Linked DNA regions of Homo sapiens: region 1 is linked to region 2. The links are chromatin contacts, found by Hi-C or POLR2A ChIA-PET in ENCODE. All regions are on one chromosome and are shown on one strand. The core of a region is the stretch at or near the end of the contact, and the rest is flanking DNA. Distances in the headings are between cores, read along the strand shown.

Evidence for each region. Hi-C counts contacts between places; a loop is a spot of excess contacts on that map. ChIA-PET counts read pairs that join two places held with the same protein, here RNA polymerase II (POLR2A). Pooled maps may share reads with other maps.
Region 1: a loop to region 2 is called in a pooled map, with 4 times the contacts of the local background. The contact joins two enhancer-like sites. A Hi-C loop is called at or near these places in 3 of 50 pooled maps. POLR2A ChIA-PET finds 5 or more read pairs at or near these places in 4 of 52 experiments (A673, BJ, H1 and 1 more).

The regions. Positions count from the first base shown.
Region 1 is chr16:84,686,341-84,690,918 of GRCh38, forward strand. No RefSeq gene overlaps it. Among named protein-coding and RNA genes, the nearest start is that of USP10, 11 kb to the right of the region's middle. Within about 2 kb of position 1,516, at least 4 of the 41 ENCODE cell types and tissues checked have a DNase peak (open chromatin) inside an H3K27ac peak, as active enhancers do.
Region 2 is chr16:84,590,680-84,595,625 of GRCh38, forward strand. All of the region lies in intron 2 of COTL1 (coactosin like F-actin binding protein 1), which reads right to left. Among named protein-coding and RNA genes, the nearest start is that of COTL1, 25 kb to the right of the region's middle. RefSeq lists enhancers at 1-147, 3,213-3,512. Within about 2 kb of position 3,697, at least 18 of the 41 ENCODE cell types and tissues checked have a DNase peak (open chromatin) inside an H3K27ac peak, as active enhancers do.

The sequences.
Region 1 (4,578 bases), core at 266-2,765, 93 kb after region 2:
CCTGGTGGGGCTCTCATTAATGAGGTAAGTGAATCTCTGTCATGCGTTCACTACATATTGGCATGAAATTTTTTTTTTTTGAGTCAGGGTCTCACTCTGTTGCCCAGGCTGGAGTGCGATGGTGTGATCATGGCTCACTGTAGCCTCAACCTTCCAGGCTCAAGGGATCCTCCTACCTCAGCCGCCCCAGTAGCTGGGACCACAGGTGCATACCACCATACCCAGCTAACTTTTAAATTTTTTGTAGAGAAAAGGTTTTGCTATGTTGCTCAGTCTGGTCTTGAACTCCTGGGCTCAAGCAATTCTCCTACCTCGGCTTCTCAAAATGCTGGGATTACAAGCGTGAGCCACAGTGACCTGGCAACAACCACCATTTATTATCTGTCACAATATTGTGGGTTGGCTAGGCTCAACTGGGCAGTTCTTTTCTCTGGAGACAGCTGGGGTTGCCATCATCTGGGGTCGTGACCAGGCTAAGCACCTTAGTTCTCCTCTACATGGCCTCTCCATGCAGCTGAGGGCTGGGTTCCACGAGGGAACATCCTGAGCACACAAGACAAAGGCCCAGCCCTGGAGTTGACACAGCATCACCTCCACTGCACGCTATTGGTCAAAGCAAGTCACAGGGCTGGCTCAGCTTCTAGGGGACAGAAAATAGACTCCACCTCTCAATGCCAAGAGTGTCAGAGAACAGGCAGCCACTTCTAATCTCTCAGAGACAGATCAGGGCTGTTAAACTCAGGAAGAAATCTTCAAGGTGACCTTGAGTGGATTGGGATCATAATCCCAAAAGACACAATCCAGAATGCCATAATCCCAAATGTTGAAATCCCAGAAGATCAAAATCTTGAAAATATCATTCTGAAAAAAATCATAAAACATTAGGCCAGGCGCGGTGGCTCCTGACTGTAATCCCAGCACTTTGGGAGGCCGAGGTTGGCAGATCACCTGAGGTCAGGAGTTCGAGACCAGCCTGACCAATATGATGAAACCCCGTCGCTACTAAAAATACAAAAAATTAGGCCGGGCATGGTCGCAGGTGCCTGTAATTTCAGCTACTAGGGAGGCTGAGGTGGGAGAATAACTTGAACCCGGGAGGCAGAGGTTGCAGTGTGGCGAGATTGCACCACTGCACTTCAGCCTGGGTGACAGAGAGAGACTCTGTCTACAAAAAAAAAAAAAAAAAAAAAAAAAAAAAAAAAAATTGTAGGATATCACACTTACTAGGATGTTGCTAGAATCCAGGAAAGATTCAAGGTGTCTGTCACTAGCTGGGTAATCTCTTCAATCTGGAAAACCTAGTTTGTCATGGGGTGGGGAAAGGGAATCTCTACTCAGGAGAAAACATAAAGATGGTTTTTGAGGGTATGAAGCCCATTCGCCTCCTTGTCCAGAGACTTTAGCTACCATTCAGATGTTCTCTGGGGCCTCAGCTCATGATTAATTCATCAAGTATTGGTTGAGCTCTCGTCACATGTCAGGGATCATGCCTTGTGTTGAGGCTTACAATGGAAAGCAAGAACTACAAGAGCAAGATCATGATCGTTAGAGCAGAACCAGGAAACCCTGTGGCTTTGACTCACCAGCATGCAACGGGACCAAAAAAAAAAAAAAAATTCATCTCCTGTCCAATTTCATCAGCATTAAGTGGCCTCCTTTCTGAAGAGGGACAGCTGTTGGGAAACCCTTGCGGGGTAAGATGTAAAATGCTCACCATCCACCAAGTCATTGCTTATTTACTTACTTAATATAATAAAATCGGGGAAAGATCTGTTAAGAAATAAACACTTCACGGCAGTGCTGTCAATGATGGTGAGATGCTGGAAACAAGCTACCTGTCTAACAGTATGTGCTGAGAGCAAGCGTGTATATATGTGCATTGATATGGTTTAGCTGTGTCCCCACCCAAATCTCATCTTGAATTGTAGCTCCCATAATCCGCATGTGTCGTGGGAGGGATGCAGTGGGAGGTGATTGAATCATGGGGGTAGGTTTTTCCTGTGCTGTTCTCATCACAGTGAATAAGTTTCCTGAGATCTGATGGTTTTATAAGGGGCAGTTCCCCTGCACATGCTCTCTTGCCTGCCACCATGTAAGATGTGCCTTTGCTTCTCCTTCACCTTCCGCCATGCTTATGAGGCCTCCCCAGCCATGTGGAACTGTGAGTCCATTAAACCTGTTTTTTTTTTCTTCCTTCCTTCCTTTCTTTTTTTTGAGATGGCATCTCACTCTGTTGCCAAGGCTGGAGTGCAGTGGCACGATCTTGGCTTACTGCAACCTCTGCCTCCCGGGTTCAAGCGATTCTCCTGCCTCAGTCTCCCGAGTAGCTGGGATTACAGGTGTGTGCCACCATGATGCCTGGCTAATTTTTGTGTTTTTAGTAGAGACAGAGTTTCGCCATTTTGGCCAGGCTGGTCTCGAACTCCTGACCTCAGGTGATCCTCCCACCTCAGCCTCCCAAAGTGCTGGGATTAGAGGCATGAGCCATCACACCCAGTCTAAACTTCTTTTTCTTAATAAAGTACCCAGTCTTAGGTATTTCTTCATAGCAGTACGAAAATGGACTAAAACATGCATACAGAATCTGAATACGTCCACATTTATATACATACTGTGTACATTCTTAGTTGACCGGCGGAGATTCTAGTAACATCCTACTAAGTGCAATATCCTACTGTTTCGCCCTTATCCCTCCCAGGCTACTCTTCACACGGCAGCCAGAGAGATCTTGTTCAAACCTACGTCTGCTCCTGTCCCTCCTCATTCCTTAGTTTACAGGCTAATCCATGTTCCCCCCATGTGCCTTCCCTCCCTCCTAGGGCAGGTTGCTGAGCTGAGTTTGATGTTGGTGTTTAAGGATAAACAGGTTTCAGATAACACGTCTGCACAGAGGGAGCCATAATTCAGGGCTCAGACGGACCACCTGAAGTCTGATTCAGCTCTGGAGGAAAAATTGTCTGTGCTGGTTTTATGGCGTGACGTAGAGACAGAGCCAAACAGGAAAGAAGGCACGTGACAATGGAGACAGATGGAAGCAGTGACTCGACAACACAGGAATTTTGTTCAACTTACCCTCACATCTTTGGCATCTAATATTTCCATACAGTAGGAGCTCACCACACTTTTTAATTTTTATTTATTTATTTTTATGAGATGGCCTCTCGCCCCGTTACCCAGACTGGAGTGTAGTGGTGTGATCTCAGCTCACTGCAACCTCCACCTCCTGGGTTCAAGTGATTCTCATGCCTCAGACTCCTGAGTAGCTGGGATTACAGGCATGCACCACCATACCCAGCTAATTTTTTGTATTTTTAGTAGAGACAGGGTTTCACCATGTTGGTCAGGCTGGTCTTGAACTCCTGATCTCAAGTGATCTGCCCACTTCAGCCTCCCAAAGTGCTGGGATTACAGGCATGAGTCCCCACTCCTGGCCCGTTCACCACGCTTTTGTCAAATAAATAAATACAGGAGAAAATGAATGAGTGATGCATATAAAGGGTTTAATCTGAGTGCTTGACACACGGTGCTCAGTAAATGGTTCACAATATTATGTGACCAGACCACTGCCCAATTCTCCAGCGCCATCTCTGCCAAGACTCCCTCACTCTCCCAGGAAACTCAGCTGCGAATCCACCCTGGCACCTTGGAAGTGCTGGGTGAACTATCCCGGTTTTTCCTGGATCACCCTTCTCTCCATTCCTCCTGGATCACCCTTCTCTCCATTCCTCTATGCCACACCCTTTGAAGGGACCCTTGGTATCAGCTTCCTGGGGTAGCTTTGCTGATGCTTCTCCATGTACCTCAGTTTACCCTACCATAGCTGATGCACACCGTCTCATTTAATCCTGACAGTGACCTGTGTGAAAGGCATCATTACCCCCATATTACAAATGAAGTAAAAGGTTTCCAGGAGCAGCCTTGCCCACAGCTTCCTGCCGCTAAGCGGGAGAGCTGGGAACTGAGCTTGGACCCTCGGACTCCACAGTCTATTTTGTAGATTCCCATCACATTCATGTTAACAACAAGCTTTAAAAAATCAAACAATCAGTGTTTGTGCTAGAATGCTGGGGTCACAGATTATTTTTTTCTTCAAAATTGTATAATTCTGTTAAAATAATCAATCTTGCCTTTAGAGTAGAAAAATATACTTTTTTTGTAGGCTAAAGAAGATTGAAAGAATGCTTTTGTTCTCTGGGTGGTCTGGCAAAGAAGAAAAAACCTACATCACAGGAAAATTGATGAAACAGAAGAAATTCTTGGATGAGTGGGAAAAGGAAGGGTTTGTAAGGGTGACTGGAGCAAGAAAAATGAAGGAGCATTAAATAATAATGTCACCCACTTCAACTCATTGATAATATGAACACATTGCAGCCAATGTATCATTTCACATGACTGAAGTTGCCACCACCTTCATCATCTCCGTTGATCTCAGTGTCTACTCAACGAAGCATGCAGGACAAACAGGGCTTTCTTCCTTATGTAGGAACCAAGTTACAGAAAATTAGTGATTTCTCCAAGGTCTTAAGAGTGACTTGGGGGGCTGAATTAAGACTGGTACCCAGGCCAGGCATAGTGACT
Region 2 (4,946 bases), core at 2,447-4,946:
GCCAAAAAAAATTTAAAAATAAAAATTTAAAAAGGCTCAAATTATGGATCTTATTTAGGGACCAGAAATTCATCCTCTTTGTAGACCAGAAATTCATCAACTCTTTTTGCCTCAATCTTTGCAGTTTGGAATGAGACTCTACACTGTAGAGAGACAGGAGGGGCAAGGGGGGTGCTGGGTATGAAGAGGAAACAAAGAAAATGGCTCTTAATTTGGCCCGGGATATGGCTCCGAGGATATTTCACTTATGACTAGGGCAATTAGGTCAACAATGAATTCTGAACACATTTCCATTGGCTGTGTTATGCTTGTTCTATCTTATATAGTCATTTTTATTAAAATGGCTTTGAGGGCTATTTTGTTCCATTGATCCACATTAAGTTTTATTTCAATGCCACACTGTTTTTATTATCATGACTTTAAAATTTGTTTCACAATCCACTATGCTAAGTTCCCCCACCCTCCACTGCTCTGTATTATCAAAATATCATTTGATATTCTGGAATTTTTTTTTTTTTTTTTGAGACAGAGTCTCGCTCTGTCGCCCAGGCTGAAGTGCAGTGGCGCGATCTCGACTCACTGCAAGCTTGGCCTCTAGGGTTCACACCATTCTCCTGCCTCAGCCTCCCGAGTAGCTGGGACTACAGGCGCCCACCACCACACCTGGCTAATTTTTTGTATTTTTAGTAGAGATGGGGTTTCACTGTGTTAGCCAGGATGAATCTTGATCTCCTGACCTTGTATTCCACCCGCCTCAGCCTCCCAAAGTGCTGGGATTACAGGCGTGAGCCACCGCGCCCAGCCTGATTTTTTGAATTTTTAAAGTGATGTGTGTATTGGCCAGGTATGGTGGCTCACCCCTGTAATCCCAGCACTTTGGGAGGCAAAGGTGGGAGGATCACTTCAGCCCAAGAGCTTGAGACCAACCTGGGCAACATGGAGAAATCACCTCTCTAAAAAAAAAAAAAAAAAAAAAAAAAAAAAAACCAAAAAATTAGCTGGGCACGGTGGCAGGCACCTGTAGTCCCAGCTACCAGGGAGGCTAAGGTGGGAGGATCACTTGAGCCCAGGAGGTTGAGACTGCAGTTGAGTAGAGATTACGCCACTGTACTCCAGCCTGGGTGGCCAACTGAGACCCTGTCTCAAATAAAATAAAATAAAATAAAATAAAATAAAATAAAATAAAATAAAATAAAATAAAAATATGTGCGTGCATGTGTATGTGTGCATTGCATGTGTGTGCGTGTGCATGCGGGTGCATGTGTACCCCACTAGGATAAACCAAAATTGTTCAACATCAGCTCAACTGGCATCTGGGGCCAGATCATTCTCTCTGGTAGGAACCATCCCGTAAATTGCAGGGTGCTGAGCAGCACCCCTCACCTGGCCCCACCAGTTATGACAAACAAAAATGCCTCCATACATTGCAGATGTCCTCCAAAGGGGGCAGAACACCCCCAGTTGAGAACCTCTGCTGTAAACCGTTGGTGTCCCCATTTAATTGGGACCCCTTTTGTGTTTTCCAACAAAGTTCTGTGCCTCTTGAGGGGATCACATATCCTTATTCAGCTTACTTCACAAACAGTTCATATTTTAACTGCCATTATCACCAAGATCTCATTACAATTCCTAAGTGGTGGTTGCTGGCACATAGGGATGCCACTGGTTTGGAGTCATTCACCTTGTATTAGCCACTTGCATAAACTGATGCTCTCTCAGGGCGTTTAGTTGCTGGTGTGAGGGTTTCTCAGGCACCTAATGATATCGTAGAGCGATATGTTTGCTTCTCAAACATTGTGTGGATTTGAATCACTGGGGAAATCTTAAACGCAGCTTCTGATTAAACAGCTCTGGGGTCTACGCTTCTAAGAAGCTTCCCAGTGATGCTGATGCTACTGGTCAAAGGATCACACTGAGTTAAAAAAAAAAAAAAAAATCAATCTGCGTTTCTTCCTAGAATCTAAGTACGTCCCTGCAGAGTCCCGCACGAAGCATGTAGGTTAGCACCAAGACCCAAGGACACAAACCACCTGTCTACAGGAGATACTGGCCTGCAGCTGACAAGCTCACTTCCTGGTGATTATCTCAAAACCGGAGGGGGTAACCAGCACGTTCGCCTTCAACAAGAAGCCGGGTGGTCTAACGGGTCATCCATTTGTCCCCGGGAGCTAAGGAACACGCAGCTCTCAGCAGACCATGAATGCGTGATCCTAGCTGCAGTCCAGGGTCAGGGACTCCACAACACTTACTTCTTAAAGGAAACTGATCGTCATCACCACTCACATTGGCACACCACTTTTCAGTTTACAAAACATGCTTCTATTTCATCTCATTTGGTCTTTGTAACAACGCTGGGAGGCAGATGAGGTAGAGACGTCATGGCCACTTTCATCATCAACATCCAAATCACCTTCATTGATAAGGGCTGGAGGCTCAGAGGCCACGTGATGTGGCCAGACTCTCAACACGAGGCCAGAGCCAAGGGCCTGGACACCTTGGGTGTGTGTGCTCAGCCCCCTTTCTCCAGGGAAATGCCCCACCAGGCCATGGCTATCTGGGGGTCAGTAGGTAACAACGCAGCAGGGATAGAAGGAAGGATGGTCTCAGGGACACTGCGCAGGTGAATCCACAGGGCCTGGTGACCAACTGGATGTGAGAAGGTGAGGACAGAGGAGTCCAGGGCACAGGAGACCCCGAGGGGTGAGGGCCCCACCTCCCATGCCCCGGGGACTGTGCCTGAATTCCCAAACATCAGCCTGGGCTGCCTCACCTGTAAAACACGTTCTTTTCTTTATTGAGATAAAAGTCACATAACAAAATTCACCATTTTAACCACTTTTTTTTTTTTTGAGAAGGGAGTCTCGCTCCGTCGCCCAGGCTGGAGTGCAGTGGCGCGATCTCGGCTCACTGCAAGCTCCGCCTCCCGGGTTCACACCATTCTCCTGCCTCAGCCCCCCGAGTAGCTGGGACTACAGGCGCCCGCCACCACGCCCGGCTAATTTTTTGTATTTTTAGTAGAGACGGGGTTTCACCGTGGTCTTGATCTCCTGACCTCGTGATCCGCCCACCTCGGCCTCCCAAAGTGCTGGGATTACAAGCGTGAGCCACCGCGCCCGGCCATTTTAACCACTTTAAAGCATCCAATTCAGTGGCTTTAAGGACACTCACAATGTTGTGCCATCATCGCTACTATCTAATTTCACCACTCCAACGAGAACTCCCGTCCTCAAGAACAGTCACTCCCCATTCTCCACCCCATTCCCCCAGGCCCTGGCAGCCACTCTTCCACTTTCTGTCTCTATGGATTGGCCTGTGCTGGACATTTCATTGAAATGGACTCATATGCTATGTGGCCTCTGCGGTCTGGCTTTCACTCAGCGTCACATCTCCAAGGATCATCCCTGCTGCCGCATGTGCGGGTCACCACTTCATTCCTTTTATGGCTGAACAGCACTCCATTGCATGGAGAGAGCACATTTTGCTTATCAGTGCATCAGTTGATAGACATTTGGGATCCTTCCAAAATGGGGTGATTTCACGCCTCCCTTATCAGTTGACCATGATGACTGAAAGTGAAAGCTACAAAACCCACCTAGCCCATCAGGGTGGAACCTCCAACCTAAAGCTCCTGACACAGGGCGGGGCTGCCAGGTGGCCACAGCGCACAGGAAACGAGACTGGTGCAAGAGATGGCAGTTCCTCACTTGTAAGGTGCAAAGTGCGCAGCCACAGGCGGCTGGTGCAGACTTGGAGTGTGGGGGAGCAGCGCTTTAGCTCGAGAGCATTTCTCAGCAGTCCCCGTGGTGTCTGGGAAGCCAGGGCTCTGTTTTGAGGAGTGTCGTCAGAGCATCAACACCAAAGTGCTTAATTAAATGGCAGCCTTGACCTGAGGGGGAGGAGGGGCTGAACATCCGCCTCCGACTGCATTTCACAAGCAAAAGAACACGGTGAGTGTGTTTCCATGGTAACCGCTCTCGGGTTCCCATTTCCACATTGGTCAGCCCGGACTTGGATCCAAACTACCCATCCCTGGCCCAAGCCTCCATGGAGGTAAGTTACCAGCCCTGCTTTGGGCCAACGCAGTTTTTGGGGACCTCAACCATGTGTTCAGCCCATGGCCAAGGCTTCGGGCTGAGCCAGCTCTCCCAGCCTCTCTCTCTTCTCAGTGTCGCCCCCTCCCACGGCTCTGGCTGGCTCCTCTGCGGAGCTCCATGGCTTTTCCAGCGTCTGCCCTCTCTGCTGGCTGCCAAGTGCCTCCACATGCCGGCCATGCTCTGCGCACCTCCAACCCTCCACATCCACCCTTCCCCTCTTTCAGACCTCCCCAGGTCTACCTTGGGCAACACCCTTTGCCCCCGGAGGGTCACAGATTCTTGTTGAAGAACCACAGGCATTGTCCCTGTGTCCCAAGTACCAGCCCAGGGCCTGGCACAAGATAGATGTACAATAAGTAAGTTACACCCACAACCCCAAGGACACTGGGAACCTTCCAGAACCACAGCCTGATGTCATTTAAATGATCGTGGGGGAGCGGGGTAAAGAGGGACGTGGTTTGCTAGGTGACTGCTGCGTGCTTATCCGACAATGGTTTGGTCAACAAGATTGCTGACAGGCCTGTTTTTGAAAATCCGAGTCACGTTATGCTTACAAATGTTTGCTGCTAGAGATCTGGCACGACAGTGACGGGTCAGCTGAGTCGGAGACGGAAAACCTGTTGGTCTGCGCACCGTTTTTGCAGCTGCCCGGCAGACTGGAGGCCTCTCCCCAACCCTGCTCACCCTGAAGGAGGTTCTCGGTCCCTTTTGACCTCACACTGGGCAGTGGAAGGGGAATCGCTAGTTCTTCATCCCTGGTTTAGTTACTTTCCCTCTTCTGAACAAATTGGGTCCACAAACCCCAGTGGCAGTCACAGCCCCACATCAGCAGTGGGGAGCCCTAGGCTCCCT